Regions from separate parts of the Mus musculus genome. Here region 2 is linked to region 1. A link is a loop called in an ENCODE intact Hi-C map of the cell type or tissue named here. Cell type or tissue: left cerebral cortex. All regions are shown on one strand.

The links. A loop is a pair of places that touch in the nucleus more often than their neighbours do. Peaks named below come from ENCODE experiments on the same cell type or tissue, not always from the same donor. Only the 100,000 strongest peaks of a DNase experiment are listed, where the experiment ranks them.
Region 2: it touches region 1 in a loop (8-fold over the local background); 3 of 42 quality-filtered maps call a loop at or near these places.

The regions. Positions count from the first base shown.
Region 1 is chr9:48,069,308-48,077,307 of GRCm38, reverse strand. No RefSeq gene overlaps it. Among named protein-coding and RNA genes, the nearest start is that of Gm40518, 85 kb to the left of the region's middle. In left cerebral cortex, no CTCF peak of the experiment used is centred here; DNase peaks (open chromatin) are centred at 4,024, 4,556, 6,977, 7,497 and 5 more places; H3K27ac peaks cover 6,374 bases.
Region 2 is chr9:47,755,209-47,763,208 of GRCm38, reverse strand. All of the region lies in intron 1 of Cadm1 (cell adhesion molecule 1), which reads right to left. Among named protein-coding and RNA genes, the nearest start is that of Gm10677, 59 kb to the left of the region's middle. In left cerebral cortex, no CTCF peak of the experiment used is centred here; DNase peaks (open chromatin) are centred at 3,488, 3,897, 5,215, 7,911 and 3 more places; H3K27ac peaks cover 5,968 bases.

The sequences.
Region 1 (8,000 bases):
AGTCTTCAATACATATCTGTTGTTAGCATCAAATCGCTGTTATCTCAAAGATCTTTCCTAACTTTATTATGAAAGCTAACATCCTTTTCTTCTACTCAAGAGGAAAATAAAGGTAAAACATAACGTTCTAACAGAGGAGTTCAAACCCAAAGACTTTCCCAATGGGAGTGGCTATAAAATGCCCTTAAAGTCCATTGCATGAGGGAATAGAATTCTGGATGGAGTAAAGAGCACGACAGATTCCTACCAGCTTGAAGCAGTCTTCCTTGAAGCAATCACCAGGTGGGTGGTTTCTTCTCTGAGCAGACAAAGCAGAGTTGTCTCCTGACATTGAACACAGCCTACTAACAGGCAGGGCAGAACACAGTGTTGAGAATATTCCAGACAGGAAGTACATTTGCAATGTCTGTTGCTCTTGTCTGAAAGTGAAACACCCTTATGGGCTCATGTGTTTGAACACTTGCCCCAGGGGGTCCTGCTGTTTAAGAAGGTGGTCAAGAAATGGAACCTTGCTTAAGAAAGCTGGTCACTGTGGCAAGTTTTGAGGTTTTATAGCCTGTCCTCTCTCTGCTTCCTGACCATGATAGAATGTGGCCAGCTAGCTTCTTGCTCCTGACTCCACGCCTTCCCTGCCTGGATAGACAGTTTTGTCTTGGAGGCACACCCATCGTCCCCAATCCAGGCTTAGTCCCTCCCTCTACAGTGGAGGATCTGAGATCCAGAGAAAACAAATGCCCCCATCAGCTCTTTTTTTTTTTTTAATTAGGTATTTTCCTCATTACATTTCCAATGCTATCCCAAAAGTCCCCCATACCCTCCCCACCACTTCCCTACCCACCCACTCCCACTTTTTGGCCCTGGCGTTCCCCTGTACTGGGGCATATAAAGTTTGCAAGTCCAATGGGCCTCTCTTTCTGGGCCATCTTTTGATACATATGCAGCTAGAGACAAGAGCTCCGGGGTACTGGTTAGTTCATAATGTTGTTCCACCTATAGGGTTGCAGATCCCTTTAGCTCCTTGGGTACTTTCTCTAGCTCCTCCATTGGGGGCCCTGTGATCCATCCAATAGCTGACTGTGAGCATCCACTTATGTGTTTGCTAGCCCCCCCCCCCCATCAGCTCTTAATGGAGAAACCTGGGTAGGGGCCAGCTTTTCCAACTTACAACCCTGAGTTCTGTTCAGCACTCTTGCCACCCTTTGAGGACTCAATAATGCAGACACCACACTGAGGTTTGGAGAGTGCTGGACAACCACAGAGAGGACCAAGCGACTGTGTACTTATGAATCAAGGCCCTGTTTTCACATTTGGGCCCAGAAAAGTCATCATTTAGCATAACTAAGCCAGAGTATAACCCGGAGAGATCCTGGGTGAAAACCAAGTGCTAAAGGAGCCAGTTCCTGCTGTGAAGTAGAAAGTGCACAGTTTAAGCCTATTTGAAGCATGCACAGGCCTCAGGGCCTACACACGGCACCCGATGGCTTGAAGGAGAAGGCTGTTTGAGCTGGAAGAATGTTGTTTGGCACCAAATGTTTATTGGGCACCCAGGGTGGTAGGCCAATTATAAAATTAACACTGTTCATGTCTGCTCCGCCAAGTAGAAAGTAACTACTTTACAAAGAGACTAGGCATCCAAAATTAAACAGGGAGGGAGAACCTACTAATTCTCTCTCTCTCTCTCTCTCTCTCTCTCTCTCTCTCTCTCTCTCTCTCTCTCTCCTCTCCTCTCCCCTCCTCCTTTCTCTTCTCTTCCCCTTTCCTCTTCTTCCTTCCTTCCCCTCTTCTCTCCTCCCCTCCATTCCTCCCTCCCAGCATCATAATGCTGGTCTCAGAATCTCCAAGGCAGATGGAAGGGGTTGGGGGTGGGGAATGATAGAGAGACAGAAATAAGTTTACATCATCAAATACTTCCTCCCACTCCTCAATTGTTTCTTTTCCCTTTCTCCTTCCCTCCCTAACCCTGCATACTTGTGCCTCCCCCTCCCTCCCTCCCTCCCTCCCTCCCTCCTTACGCCACTCCTCACCCCCCCCCCCGTGTGTGTGTGTGTGTGTGTGTGTGTTTAGGTACATGTGCAGGTGTGTGGACAGGTGTGAGCACACATGAGTTCAACATCAAAAGCCTTCCACAATATTTCTCCACCTTAAATTTTTTTGAGATAGCATCTCTCACTGAACCTAGAAAAAGCTGATGAATCCAGATTGGCTGGCTAGTGAGGCCCCTGTGCTAATTCTGTCTGTACCTCCCAGAGCTGGGATGATGGGTCTGCGCTGCCACTCCCAGCTTTTGTCACAGGATGAGTGCTTACTGACTGAGCCACCCCCCAAGGCCTTCTCCTGCCACTTCTGTTAGAGATGTCAGTCTTTCCACTGTCTCCTAGGAACTGTGTCCAAGTAAGATCTGGTGAAATCAAAGGAACACCAGAGTCTGGGATATCTGAGTTTGAACCACTCCTCCATTGCTAAAAAGCTTTGTGACATCAGACAAGTTAGCTTACCTCTCTGAGGCTCCCAGTTCCCATCTGAAAACCAGGAACAAATAGACACTATTTACCTGTGGTAGCATCCTGAACAGGGAAGAGATGACACCTAGTTAAGGTTGCTGAATGCCACATCTTGCAGAGTATACATAAAACCTGACGTCAGTTGAGGGTATTTAAGATTCAAATGGAACTGGCTACATCCCCCACTTGCAGAAGGGAACCCATTCTCTCAGAAGGCTCTTGGATGAGGTATGACTCCTCCTCCAGATCGCCTTCAAATACTTTCAACTTGGGGTTCGCTTTATTATCCAATGATGAGAACCTTCCTCTCTATGCATGTTCTCTGAGTTCAGGAGGCTTGTGCTGAAATGTGGGTAACAAGGAAGTGCACCACGCGGCACAACAACCTCAATCGACATTATCACTTTCCCAAGAACCTTCATCTAGAAAGCAGGATTCCCTCTCAGCCTGTCTGCACTTCCAGCCATCTTACCACCTTCCTTTCCCTGGCTACCAGCCTCACTCTCACCCAAACTCTAAATCCCTCTCCATGTCTTACTCAGAGCAGGTTGGCTGGTTTTTCTTACTTTGCTGTATCTTCTCCCATCAATTTGGGAACTTCATCTTTTGCTTCAGAACTACTCCATGTCAAAGTATTTTCCGGAACACTCAGGCCTCTCCCTGTGCAGAGGTCTGGGGACACTAGTTACTCTGATGTATCCTCCCTGACTTGTAGACCCAAGATCAAAAGATGTCTAAGGACATATTTCTCCAGCCCTCTTTTCTCTCATGCTATCTCTTTGCCATCTGCACTGAGGCTCCATCATCCTCTGCTGCCCACTTCTCTCGACTTCCCGGAAGTCACTCCTTGTGCCACCTGAGCCAATCCCCGCAGAAGCCAGCTAGGATTGGCCAGAGACACCAACCTCATCCTTATTGGCTGTTTCATTGGCTTTTTTGGTCATGAACTTCTAAATAAGCTGTCTTAGTTAGGGTTTCTATTCCTGCACAAACATCATGACCAAGAAGCAAGTTGGGGAGGAAAGGGTTTATTCGGCTTACATTTCCATACTGCTGTTCATCACCAAGGAAGTCAGGACTGGAACTCAAGCAGGTCAGGAAGCAAGAGCTGATTCAGAGGCCATGGAGAGATGTTCTTTACTGGCTTGCTTTACCTGGCTTGCTCAGCCTGCTCTCTTATAAAACCCAAGACTACCAGCCCAGAGATGGTCCCACCCACAAGGGGCCTTTCCCCCTTGATCACTAATTGAGGAAATGCCTTACAGTTGGATCTCATGGAAGCATTTCCTCAACTGAAGCTCCTTTCTCTGTGATAACTCCAGCTGTGTCAGGTTGACACAAAACTAGCCAGTACATAAGCCCTCCCCCATCTATCTAATTCTTTTGTTCTTGCGCTGCAACCACCTCCCACCATCCCATCCCTCCCCACTTCCTTCCCAGATGCTTACTCTCTGCCCACCTCAATCCTGTACTCATGTTCCAGTCAGTAAGTAACTCCTCCCACTCCCAGTGGGCTGCCCAACCATCTCAGCATCCATTCTAACAGTTCAACCTCCCACAGGGCTGATGTGCCCTACAGACTTCTCTTCGGCTACAGTCCTCCCACAGCCCTGCTCTCATTTGAGAAACCCTTTTGGAACTCTGGCTGAACTAGGAGCTCAGGAACCCAAGCAGCTCCCATTCCTCCCTCTGTCTCTACTGGCCAGCCAGCTGCTCTAGGATCTTCATGTGGTTAATGGAGCCGTCAGCCCCTCCCCTCCCCTCCCCTCCCCTCCCCTCCCCTCCCCTCCCCTCCCCTCCCCTCCCCTCATCCCTCTCATCCTCCTCATGCATCCAACCACTCATTCATTCAGCTGGGTCCCTTACATCTCCCTTATTCCTGTGCCTTTATGTAACATCTATATGCTGGCAACTCTAAGCTTTTCATTTAAGCCCAAAGCTTTTTTTCCCTCCATTATAGGCTCATGTCTCTTGCTGCCCACTCGACAACATTTCTTCTTACTTATCTTCCAGACCTTTCATCCTTAACATATCCAGCAGAGAATTCTTACCTCCTCCCACTGTAAGGCTGTTTCTTTCCTAGTGGATTACATATTAGTAAATGGCTTCCTTACATAAGGTAGAAACAGAAGCCTCACCTTGCTCTCTCTCCTCTCTCCCCAATTCATCTGGTAGTCATGTCAGAATTACTTGATCTGAAATCTAGCCAAACCTGTCCTTTACTTCCCCATCACTGCCACCTCGTCCATCTGGTCTGTGATCATATTTTGTGTGCATGTGTGTGTGCATGACTCTGGCAGTTTGTTCTCCTCCAAATTTACCCATATCCTCCCTGATAAAAAAGTCTTAAAAGGCACACTGAGGAAGTTGTTCTCTTACAGGAGGCCAGTTAGCAATCTTCACATTCCTTATCACATTTATAAGTATTAACGGTGTTCTTTAAGCAGAAGAGAGACCGATTCATTCCATTGTTCGTAGAGGGGTGTACATGCAGCTCAGAGCAAGTGGGTCCTGGGTTGCTAACAGGTTGTGAAGTGCATCATCTGGAGAGGAGCACGAGTGTGCATAGAACATTCAGGTAAGGGTCGCAGGCTCACAAATGCATTACTAGATGACAGGTGTGTATGTGTAGCCCAAACCTGGTGGAGTCAAAGGTTACTAAACTCCCACTCTTGCTGTCCCAGAAGAATTTGTTGAAAATCCAAAGTCCTTTCATTTTTTAACTGCTCCTTTTCCAGGTCTGTCTATGAAAATGCCATGGCTTTCAGCTCCTCAAATAAAGGACCAATCTAAATCTTATTGGTCTTGGAGATTTTGACTTCTGCTTTCTTAGCTCTATGAAGCCTTTTTCTGAAGCTGACTCTTAAACTAAGCCTTAGCATGGATTTTACCTCTTCACAGAAGCCTTCTTCAACACCCCCTTTTAAGTTTGCACCTATAGATCATTAATATCATCTAGCATTTCAACCTGGGTCTCTCCTTTATAACACTTAAACTCTTTTTGTTTTTCTGTTTCTTAATTGTTTTGTGCCTGTCTCCTCCTTGAGTCATAGACCATATCTGTTAGCTCAACATTGGATTCCCTAGACTGATAACTTTATCTGACATATAGTAATAACTACTCAATAAATAATCATTGAATCAATAAATGAGTGGTTGGAAAAATGAATCTATTGATATAATATGTATTGCATGTTGGACAAAATATTATCCTTATTCTCAAGGGAAGAGCAAGCAGATAGAATACAAGCGCAATGGCAATAACATTATTTCTTCTGTGACAAGCATGGGTTAAATAGCATGAAAGCCTGGGCTGAAAGGTCATGGAGCTTCAAGCTTCAAGCACCTTCAGGATGGAGAGTTGGTCAATATGATTTTTTTAAAACTGCATTGCATTGATTTATTGGTGTGTTCATCCAAATGCAGGTGCGTGGACAGAGGTCAGAGGACAGCTTGGGGGAGTCTCATTCTATCCCGTGGGTCCTTGGGATCAAACTCAGGTCATGAGGCTTGGCCACAAGCACCTTTACCCAATGAGTCATCTCAAAAACCACAGTTAGGTTTTTTTCTTTTTTTCATTTTTAAAAAAATTAAATTGAGATCACAGTTTATTCTTGCCTTTTATCTTGAAGTCAACCCAGGTAATCGGTTGATATTAAAGATTAGAGCTAGAAATTTTGATTATCAGCATGAAATGCTGTCCTAGTATTTGTAAGAAGAAGAAGAAGAAGAAAAAAAGGTAAGATATTTCTTGTACTTGACCCTCCAAAAATTACACTGCTGTCCAATGTGCTGATTCTATGAAAGTAAAGTCACGTGTTACAAATGCAAATGAATGAATTGGATTAAGGAGAGAACAGGGGCCTCCTATCATAGAGAACCATACTGTTCTTAACGTAGAGGAGAGTCATCTCAGGCTGCATTACACTGAAGTAGCAGATGATCTGAAAACCTTAATGGCTTCCACCTCATAAACTTATTTCTTTCTATGCTACACGGATGTTATATTCTTCTTTATTTAGTGACCCACACTGAAACAGCAGCTCTGGTCAAGGATGTGTTGATGCTGAGGCAGAAGAAGAAAGAGAAATTTCGCAACTGAATGCTGGCTCTTAAAGTATATGTAAAGTATAAAATAACTTATGTGATAACATCTCATTGACCTGAGTCTATCATATGGCCAAGGCTGACATCACTGCCTCAGATATCAAAGTTCCTGCAAATAGAAAAGTAAAAAACACCAGAAAGACTGACCTGCATGTAGCTCAGACCTGCAGAGCCAGAATTTAGAATTTCCTGTACAATCCTCCACCATGGGCATGAACGAAGCAGTCATTTCCCCTTTAAGACCAAATTAATATATATTCTAATCTGTAAGTAAACATCTCTTCCTTTCTTCCAAATGCACAAGCTTAGGATAAAAATAGAGGCATTTCATATGCCTATGTGTTCTGTAAACTAGCACATACGCAAAGATGCTGGAGGTTGGCTTCAAGAATTAGAAAGGTCTTCTTTGTGTGTCATAGATGCAGATGAGAAATATATTTAGAGGCAAAGCCAGTATCTCATCCAGCATATTACTAATTATAAATTCAAGCAGACATTTGGGGAGGATGGCAGGAGCCTACCATTTAGTTAAAGCAAATGGCCAATTATAAGTTCTCCCATAACAACAACACAATACGTTTTACATAGTTTCAAATCCCGAGAGGCTAATAATGCCTGTATTCAGTAAATGATCAATAACTTTAAAAAATAAGCACACACAGATACACACTCCTATATATAAAACTTAAATATAGGCTCGGCAGAGGAAGGAGAGCACGCAGCACTTGTCTTCCTGAGCTTGGCTTATCGCATCCATTTTTTAGCAAATGTAATTATCTCACTTTTCTTTACAGCTGTATAAAATTCCATTGTGTACATGGACCATGTTTCCTTTGTCTATTCATCTGCTGCTGGGATTCTAGGCTGGTTCAATTCTTTGTGAGTAGAATAGTAACAAGCATGGTTGTGCAAGTGTCTCTGTGACGTGCTGATTCAGAGGCTGCTAGGTACATACCCAGGAGTGGTGTCGCTGGGTCACATGGAAGCATCTCTGTCAGGATCTACAGTGGCTGTACCAGCTCCTACTTTGGCAGCACAGGAGTCCTCATCTCTACCCACATCCTTGGTACCATTTGCTGCCATTTGTTGTCTTGATGCTGACCACTTTGACAAATGAATGTGAGGTAGAACCTAAAAGTAGTTTTAATTTGCATTCCCCTGATAACGAAGGCTTTCAAACACCTTTCCAAGTATTTGTTGGCTCCTTGTGCTTCTTCTGTGGGGATTTGTCTATTCAGTCCACTGGTCTATTTGTCAATGAGATGATTTTGTTGTTGTTTAATTTCTGCAGTTTTTTATACATCTAGATGCTGCTCTTCCGGTGTGTAGTTGGCAGATAGAGTTTTTCCTGTTCGATAGCTGTCTCTTCACTCTGCTGATTGTTTCATTTGT
Region 2 (8,000 bases), 310 kb after region 1:
ACTTTCTCAGCTGGACTCTCTGCAGGACCCACTGTGCAGCTGCTGTGCCTGTGGTCTCCTTTAGGGCTCTGGCTCTACATTCTGTCTGGTGGCAGGAGTCCCGCAGAGTGGTGGGCTCTCACACCAGCCACCATTCAGGATTGGGCTACTGAGTGGCTAGATACTTTGGCAAGAAGCTACAGGGATGCTCACTAGACATTCCCTCCTACGCACAGCAACTTAATGCTTGCTCTATGCCCACCAACCAACAGCACTCTTGCTTCTGCTGGTTAATTTATAGCCACTCGGGGATACGCATTTGCTGGGCTCTTTTATCATTCGTAACTTTGTTCTGTCAGTAATATCTGTCATTCTTCGCAGCTCAGTAAGCTCTTTCAAAACCAAGATATCTCTATTTCTAAATGGAATCTGAGATGAATTTTGATAAACATGCATCCTGTATCTTAATAAAAAAGGGATTTCCGCCCCCCTAACTACCTGCATATATAAATGCTCAAAAAGTTGCTGAAACCTTCCTTTGCATTAGGTGAAAATTCAATGTCAAAATAATATTAAAAATACACAAAACCGTAGGAAATTGTTTTAACCGTGATGTGATAAATAATAAATCAGAATAAATCAGAGATACAAGTTACTCTGCGATTATGGGTTTTCTCTATTCTTTAAGTTTCTCGCCTGTTCCACATCAGTGGATCGACAGCTCTTTAGTTTAACAATTATGCACGGAGGCAATCTTGTTAGGACTTGATAAAACACTGTCACTGCCTTTGTCACTGCCATGCAGAGATGCCACAGTAAAAACTGTAACACACCAAGCTGCCGTGCAGCCAGGCAATGTCCCCAAAAATGAAGTTCAAAGTCAACTAATGGCTCCAATGTATTTCTGAGTGCTTGAGGGCAAATATGGGAGCTATAACACCTAAACTACTCTGTTTGTAGGCGGACATCTATAATTATGGCTCAGGACAACTTTGAGCTTGCTTGGCTGGCACAGTAACTGTCTTGACCCCTCTGGATTCTAATGTACTTCCAATGCTGAATCTTTCCCCAAAACCAAATGCTTCATTCTTATAACATCTTCTCTGCCAAGGACAGCCATCACTCCATCTCCTTACGGAGTATTTACTTACATATTCAGTTCAAATTTACAGTGCCTGGCTTGCAAATGAAATGCCTCTTAGAAGAAGAATACCATACCATTGTGGGAGATAAATCAAACAACCACTTCTTATTTTAACACACACTGGAAATCACACATTTCTGAAGCATTATGTAGGTTCTGTGAACAACAGACATGTTCTACCCTGCTCGATACATTTCCTTGGCTACCACACAAACTAACCCAGAATTGCTTTCTTTGGCAAAGGCTCCTTCCTGAGGCATCCAATTCTCCCCTTTGTTTCTATAAAAGAATGTGATGCTTAGGAGATGGTGAGGCTGGGTGGGGAGCCTAACGTTGGAGGACACTTTCCAAAAGGAGCTTTAGGAACGGCTTCATGAACGTCACCATCTCATTATGACAGGGTCATTGGGCTGAGCTGAAACCTCAAGGGAAGATGACTGTCAGCAACAGGATTCCCTTCTGGAGACCATGCTGCTCCCTTCCGCCGCCACCAATGACGTCTACTGATCCCTGCTAAGTCAAGGAAAGAAGGGATTTTTGAGTGGCCTGGGACGGTTAGCATGGTATGGGATCTCACAGACCACTGGCCTTGCTTGCTGCTATCTTAGGGGCAGGAAAGAGACTGGGGGCTAAGTCAGTAGCTATAAGTGATGGGTAACAGTACTGAGAAGTTCTGTGTCTATAAATTCAGGCTTGATTTCTACACTTGAGCTTCTCTGGTCTGCGCACTTTGCTAAGATATTTGCAGTTTGAGATGGATTTCAGCTGCAGAGGAGGACGAGAGGCTGAGCAAAGCTGGCAGTTTGTTCATGCAAGGCAAGGCCAGCCACCCCCCACCCAACCCCCACACCTGGTTGCTACCAGCACCACTCAGTAGGTCTGTCCATAAACTCTCCTGAGCTTTTCACTCAGTAAGTCTTCAAGTTACCCTTGTGGCTCACAAAGGGCAGCAAAAGAAAGGACCAAGTGCCGGGAGTCCTGAGGAAGGGTCCCCCCAGCTCCCCGCTCGATGTCCAGGAGGCACCATGGAGGGTAAACAGAGCAGGGCCAACCACAGCCCCCACTTATTGTCTGCAGATTTTCTTCCTTGCTTTCTTGATGAAACTGTCAGTCTTCATCATGGTGCTAGCCATCACACGCATGCGGAGCGGCTTGAAAGGCATCTGATAAAGAGAAAGCCTGTGCTCTCCTGTCCCTGAGCCCCTCTTTCGAGTCAGTTACCAGTGATAAGGTTGTGCATTCTGACTTGTACCAAGTACAAGAAATCTGACTTGGCAAGTCAAACTGCCACCATCTCAAACGGACAAGTGGGGCTCAGGACAAGCACAGCTCCAGGGCCGCAGTCTGTGAAGCCACATGCAGGTAGGATTTGGGACACAGCTTGTTCCTGCTGGCTGTGCTGACCAACCAGAGGTGAAAATATCTGGGCATGAGTTTCCTTGCACTGTCTGGTTCAAGGCTGTGCTCTACCTTGCCAGGCCCCTGAGACTGGACTCCCAAGGATCATTCCTCGGCCCGAACACAAACAGTGCATTTCTGGCCACATAATGGCATTCAGGCCAATTCTAAAGAGAATCAACCAGGGGGTTGAGTCTTGTTCCTGTATAACTTGACATGGCAAGATACAGACCTCAAGTGGTAACGACTCTCAAGATGCTCCCAAGTCACCAGCACGCAAGCTCCTAAGAGCTGCCATTTCTTCCCAGGGTAGCGATCCCCCAACAGCTCTCCCTGACCAACTGGGCAAACAAACACTCGAGCTGCGGCAGGGCCTGTTGGCTGCTTTCATAGGTCCTCCGTTTTCATTATTCAGGTCTCCTAAATTGCAAACCATTCAAGGGCAAAGTGAGGTTTATGCTCCCAATTAGTTATTCTGGAAAACTAGGAGCTGTACCACACTTTAGAAAGGAAAACTGCTTAGTACATACTCTGTGGGGGCCTCCTAACAGCAGGTGATTCCACACACCATATGCCATTCAACAGCTAAAGGCACCGAGGGGAGCACAGGGTAGCGCTCGAGCTTCAACTCTGACTCCAAACCACAGAAGCCAGGAACTTCAGCTGCAGAACTGCAAAGTCGAGTGAGATTTGAGATGCTCTGAGACCTACAGAGCCACGTGACCTGCAGCATCTGTCACAAGCCTTGGCTCAACTGGCCCTGTGCAGAGCTGTGGCTGGGCCCACTCGCACTGGGGACTGAGGAGAAAAGCAGGGGTCTCTCTGAACCCAGATGGGACCTGTAAGGAACAATGCCTCCACTCCAGTGTCTTAGAAAGTCGGCTGCAGTAAAATAGGTCATTTGTCAAGCAGTTATTTACTGTATTTTTCCTGCTGGAAATTATGCCTTCTGCTAGGGAAGTTCAGGCGACCAAAAGGATCTGTAGAAAAGTGTGCAGTCGTCAACTCCCACTATTTCCTTCTCTTCAAATTCATCCCAAAAGGGACATGCATTTAAGTAGCACAGCAGGCCAGCATGACCAAAATGACAGCGCTCTTTCCAATTTATACTTCTAAAAGAGAATACGCAGACACACAATAACAAAAGCCTTTAGTCTAGATTTCATATCAGACAATTTGATGAATAGTAGCCTAAAGGGCAACATATTTATAAGTTTTAAGTCTCTCCTGCAACACAAACTGTCCTGATTTATCCCTATGAGAAAGGCAGTTCTGAGAGCTACTCTACGGCATTTATTATTTTACAGAGGGGCGGAAAACGTTGATTCAGCCCTCAATCTGCCACTGCTAGGGTTATAAATGCTGGTGAGAGACCAATGCTGATGTCTATAAATATTAATCTCTTTGGTGTAAGTTCTCGAAGCCCCTTCTCGCGTCTTCCAGAACACACCCCACACCCTACATACACACTCTTCCTGAAGTCTATAGGATTTGCTTTTTTTGGTTAAAATCTTAAAAGGAATGGAGAAACTGCCTCTTTCTTATTACAGAGCAGGTAGCTGGCGGCCCAGTGAAGCTCAAGTCAGAGCTTACTAAAAAAGAAAACTGCCAGATGACACCTCTTCAGCCAGTTGAGAATCAGGAACTCTTACATGTCGTATGTTCTCCTGACTCTCAACTTTACAATCCCCACTTCAAAGTTATACATACACACACACACACACACACACACACACACACACACACACACACACACATACACACACATATTTATTTATTATGGTGGTGGGGATTGAAGCCAGGGCTACACAATGTTCATCACACATGCTGTACCACTGAGTGACATCCTTGGTCTTAAATAAAAACTTTGGTATGGGATATGCTCTAAAAGTATTAAGCTCATTTATTTAAAATTATCTTTTTACCCTGGATTTTTGAGGTCAAGACAACCCTGTACTTTCTCTAAAATCCAGCTCATTCCATTTATGGCAGTTAATAAATCATTTTGGGGGGTACACCTCGAGTCACTGCTTACCTCAGCTAACTGTGAGCCACTGGGAGTTTATTCATTAGCAGGAAGGAAAAACATCTGAACGCAACCACCAGATTGTGTTTGTGTACAGTGTCAAAGTGAACTGCTCATTAGCATTGGTGAGAAACATTCTACTCACCAAAGGGTATTCAGTCAACCTGGGGAAGGGATGGAGGGCTAGGAGCCAATGTGCTAATTCGGTCTCCTGAGTGAAGCTCCAGTGACAGGCCCTTCCATCTCACCTCCTTGGGTGAGAGATGGATGCCCTCCTAGGAAGGAAAGGTCCTGGATACCTTCTTACAAGTCAATGCTAAGTTGCTAAACTGAGTTCTGCATATAAGATCTGGATACAGTCAGCCATGGTTTTGTACCGCCATGTAGTATTTTAAGGGCTGCTGCATATCACTGTATTATCAGAGGTGAGCAGACTTTATAACCTTTTCTAGTCCGAGGAGTACTGTTCAGAGGCAGAGACTCTCAGGGGATTCTCTATAACACGAAGAAACTAAGAATTCTTTTAGGGCAGTTTTGAGGAGTTTCACTGCTACCATTCTTGGCTAATTTTGAAAAATGCTTGGTATAAACATTCCATGTGCTGGTTAGACTGGCTGCCAAAGAACCACTGAGATGTGGTATTCCATGTGGATATGCATCTTTAATTAGTCTCAATAGATTCTGTATGTATTCAACATTAATCTATACCACCTGTCGCAGCCTAAGAGCATGAAAATGCTTCTTCCTAGCCACTCTTCCATAGAAAGTGACTCTGTGCCTTCCTCCAATAAATTCTGAAGGCCTTCTGAAAGGTCTTAAATGTTAGTTTAACATCACCCCCCCACACACACACACACATACACACTGGTTCGTTATAGATTTTTAAAAAGAAACTTGCAGTGACTATGGCTGCATGATTTTGTTAAAGGCAATAGAAGGCAGTTCACAGATGCATTATTAAAACCCCGACCTGAGATACAAGCTGGAGGCTCCCCCTAGCATTTTAATTATAAGTCTGTGCACTCCTCACATCTCTCATACCTCAAAACCCACGAATTAGATTTGGCTGCAGCGTTTCTCCAAATTTTGAAGCCCAGCTCAGGTGTCAGATAACTACCTACCCCTGTTTGTGTGCTTACTATGATAAACAGTTTCCCTGCTCCTCTTCCCTAATTTTTTCTTCCTTACCAATAGCTTCCTTGGCTTTGGGATTTGGTCAGGTGGCCACAATTCCATCCACTTAGGAGTAAGAGGCAGAGGTAGCAGAGTCGTCGAGAATTTATCTATCAAGTCTGGGACCCTTAGTTTGATCACTAGCAATGCCCACACACCCCTTAAAACCAGACGAACAAAACCAGGAGTCTGCTGTGATGGTGTAAGGCTGTGGCTAGGAGTAGGAGGCCAAGAGCAGAAGGCTTGGAGGCTAGCCTGAACTACACAGTGAGACCATGTCTCAAAAAAAGCCACTTAATAGTACTTGTGTGAACGTATAATGCCATAGCTTAGCCTTAAATACAAACCCCCAAACCAAACCAAACCATTAACTCCAAAAAATTCAGCAAATGCTGCTTCCTAGTATCAATGTGAAAAGGAGAGACCCCATGATGCTGACAAGTATTCAATAAGAGTTTCTGAGAAATATTGAAGCAGAAAATAAGAACATTCTTTTAAGTCCCATAGAAGAGACTAATTAGATTTAGTTCTCTCTCCTTTCTTTCTTAAGGAATTTGTTCATTCTTTCATTTATGGGCGTTTTGTGTACATGTGTGTTCATGCACCATGTGTTTACAGTGACCTTGGAGGCCAGAAAAGTATGTAGGGTCTCCTGGGACTGGAGTTACAGGCAGTTTTGAACTGCTCTGTGGGTACTAGGACTCAAACCCAGGTCCTCTGCAAGAGCAGCCAGTGCTCTTACACGTGGACCTGTCTCTCCAACTGCCTAGTCTATTTCCTCAATAAAGAAACAGCATCAGGACCTTTTCCTGTGGAAAGAGAGAACTTGAACTTCTCACTGATACTAGCCAGTAGTAGACCTGGAGCCACAGCAGGCTTCTGTCTGGAAAGTCACCCAGCTGTCTGTCTGTCTGTCTGTCTGAGCATGCGTCGGCCTTACCAGACTATAAGGCTCTATCTCCCACAAGGAAGGCTAAAGAACAGAACTGTTTTTCTCTAGGAAGCCATCTACTTTATGACAATAAACACCTCAAAATATATAAAGGACATTTCTACACCACATACTAGAATAGCCAGGATATAAAACCAAAACAGGAAAAAAAAAAAAAAGGAAAATAAAACTAAGCTAAGCTTGCCCACAGTCAATGGACTACAATGTCGTTGCTGCTTAGACAGTCTGCCTGCACTGTGGTGGTGGTTTATCATCGGGCTATCACACTGAATTCAGAAACATCTCTTAAATGTTCCTCATTAACTGAACACATTATTCAATTCTCTGCTAAATTTCAAAAAAGCTCTTTTAACTAGAAATGAGAAACAAGAAGCCATCCTGGATATCAGTTTGATAATTAAATGGGTTCGACAGTGTTTCAAAGACAGAGGGAAAATGAAACTCACTGATCTTTGCTACTGAAAGCATTGTGATTTTTATCACATATTTAACCAAAGGACTAGGTACCTTAAATGCTGGTTACAAAAATAAATTGTGTTTGGTTTTTAATTAAGTCTTTATCTTTGTGTAAAAAAAAAAATTTAAAAACTCAGGCCTGGGGGTTTAGATTGTCATTTTACACAAAAGTAAATGGTAAATGCCTTTCTACACGCAAAGCCATTAGATATAATTATGCAAGAAGTAAATCGTGTATCACACTAGAAATGTCATTTGGTTTTACAGTTATAAACTCATCAACATTTATCAAAAAAACATCGCCTGGAGAAAGAATGAGATGGCTGTGGCTTGTGACAAATTCAATAGCATCTTTGAAATGAATGAAAAGGAACGCCACCATAAACACACTGGCGTGGTAAAGGGGTGGTCTGGGGTCTCATCCCCACGTGGTAGAAGGCATTCTCTCTTCTAGGAAAGGACCCAGCTACAGAACATTTTGGTGGGGCTTCAAGGCCTATTTTCTTCCCCATACCTCCAACCCCATGCTTTTAAACACCAACATAAGGTGCGCATAATCCCAGCCACCCTCTGCAGAGCGAGGGCCGTGTGAATTCATCTAGATGAGCTTTAGGGTTGGGTTTCAATTGCTTATTCAGCCACAGCCTTGGTGCTTCTTGGTAATCTCTTAATGGAGTTCTGTTCAAATGGAAACCCAGGGACTATTCCTGCCAGGTTCCCGTTTGACGACGGGGGTTTGTTTCGTATTTCTTGCTCTGAGTCACAGAACAGCGCAGGTGCTTAAGCACGAGCACGAGGCTCTGCCAGCACACTGTGTTAACAGCTCTCCTCTCTGAGTGCCGTTTCACTACCCACATCAATCTGGTAGTTAT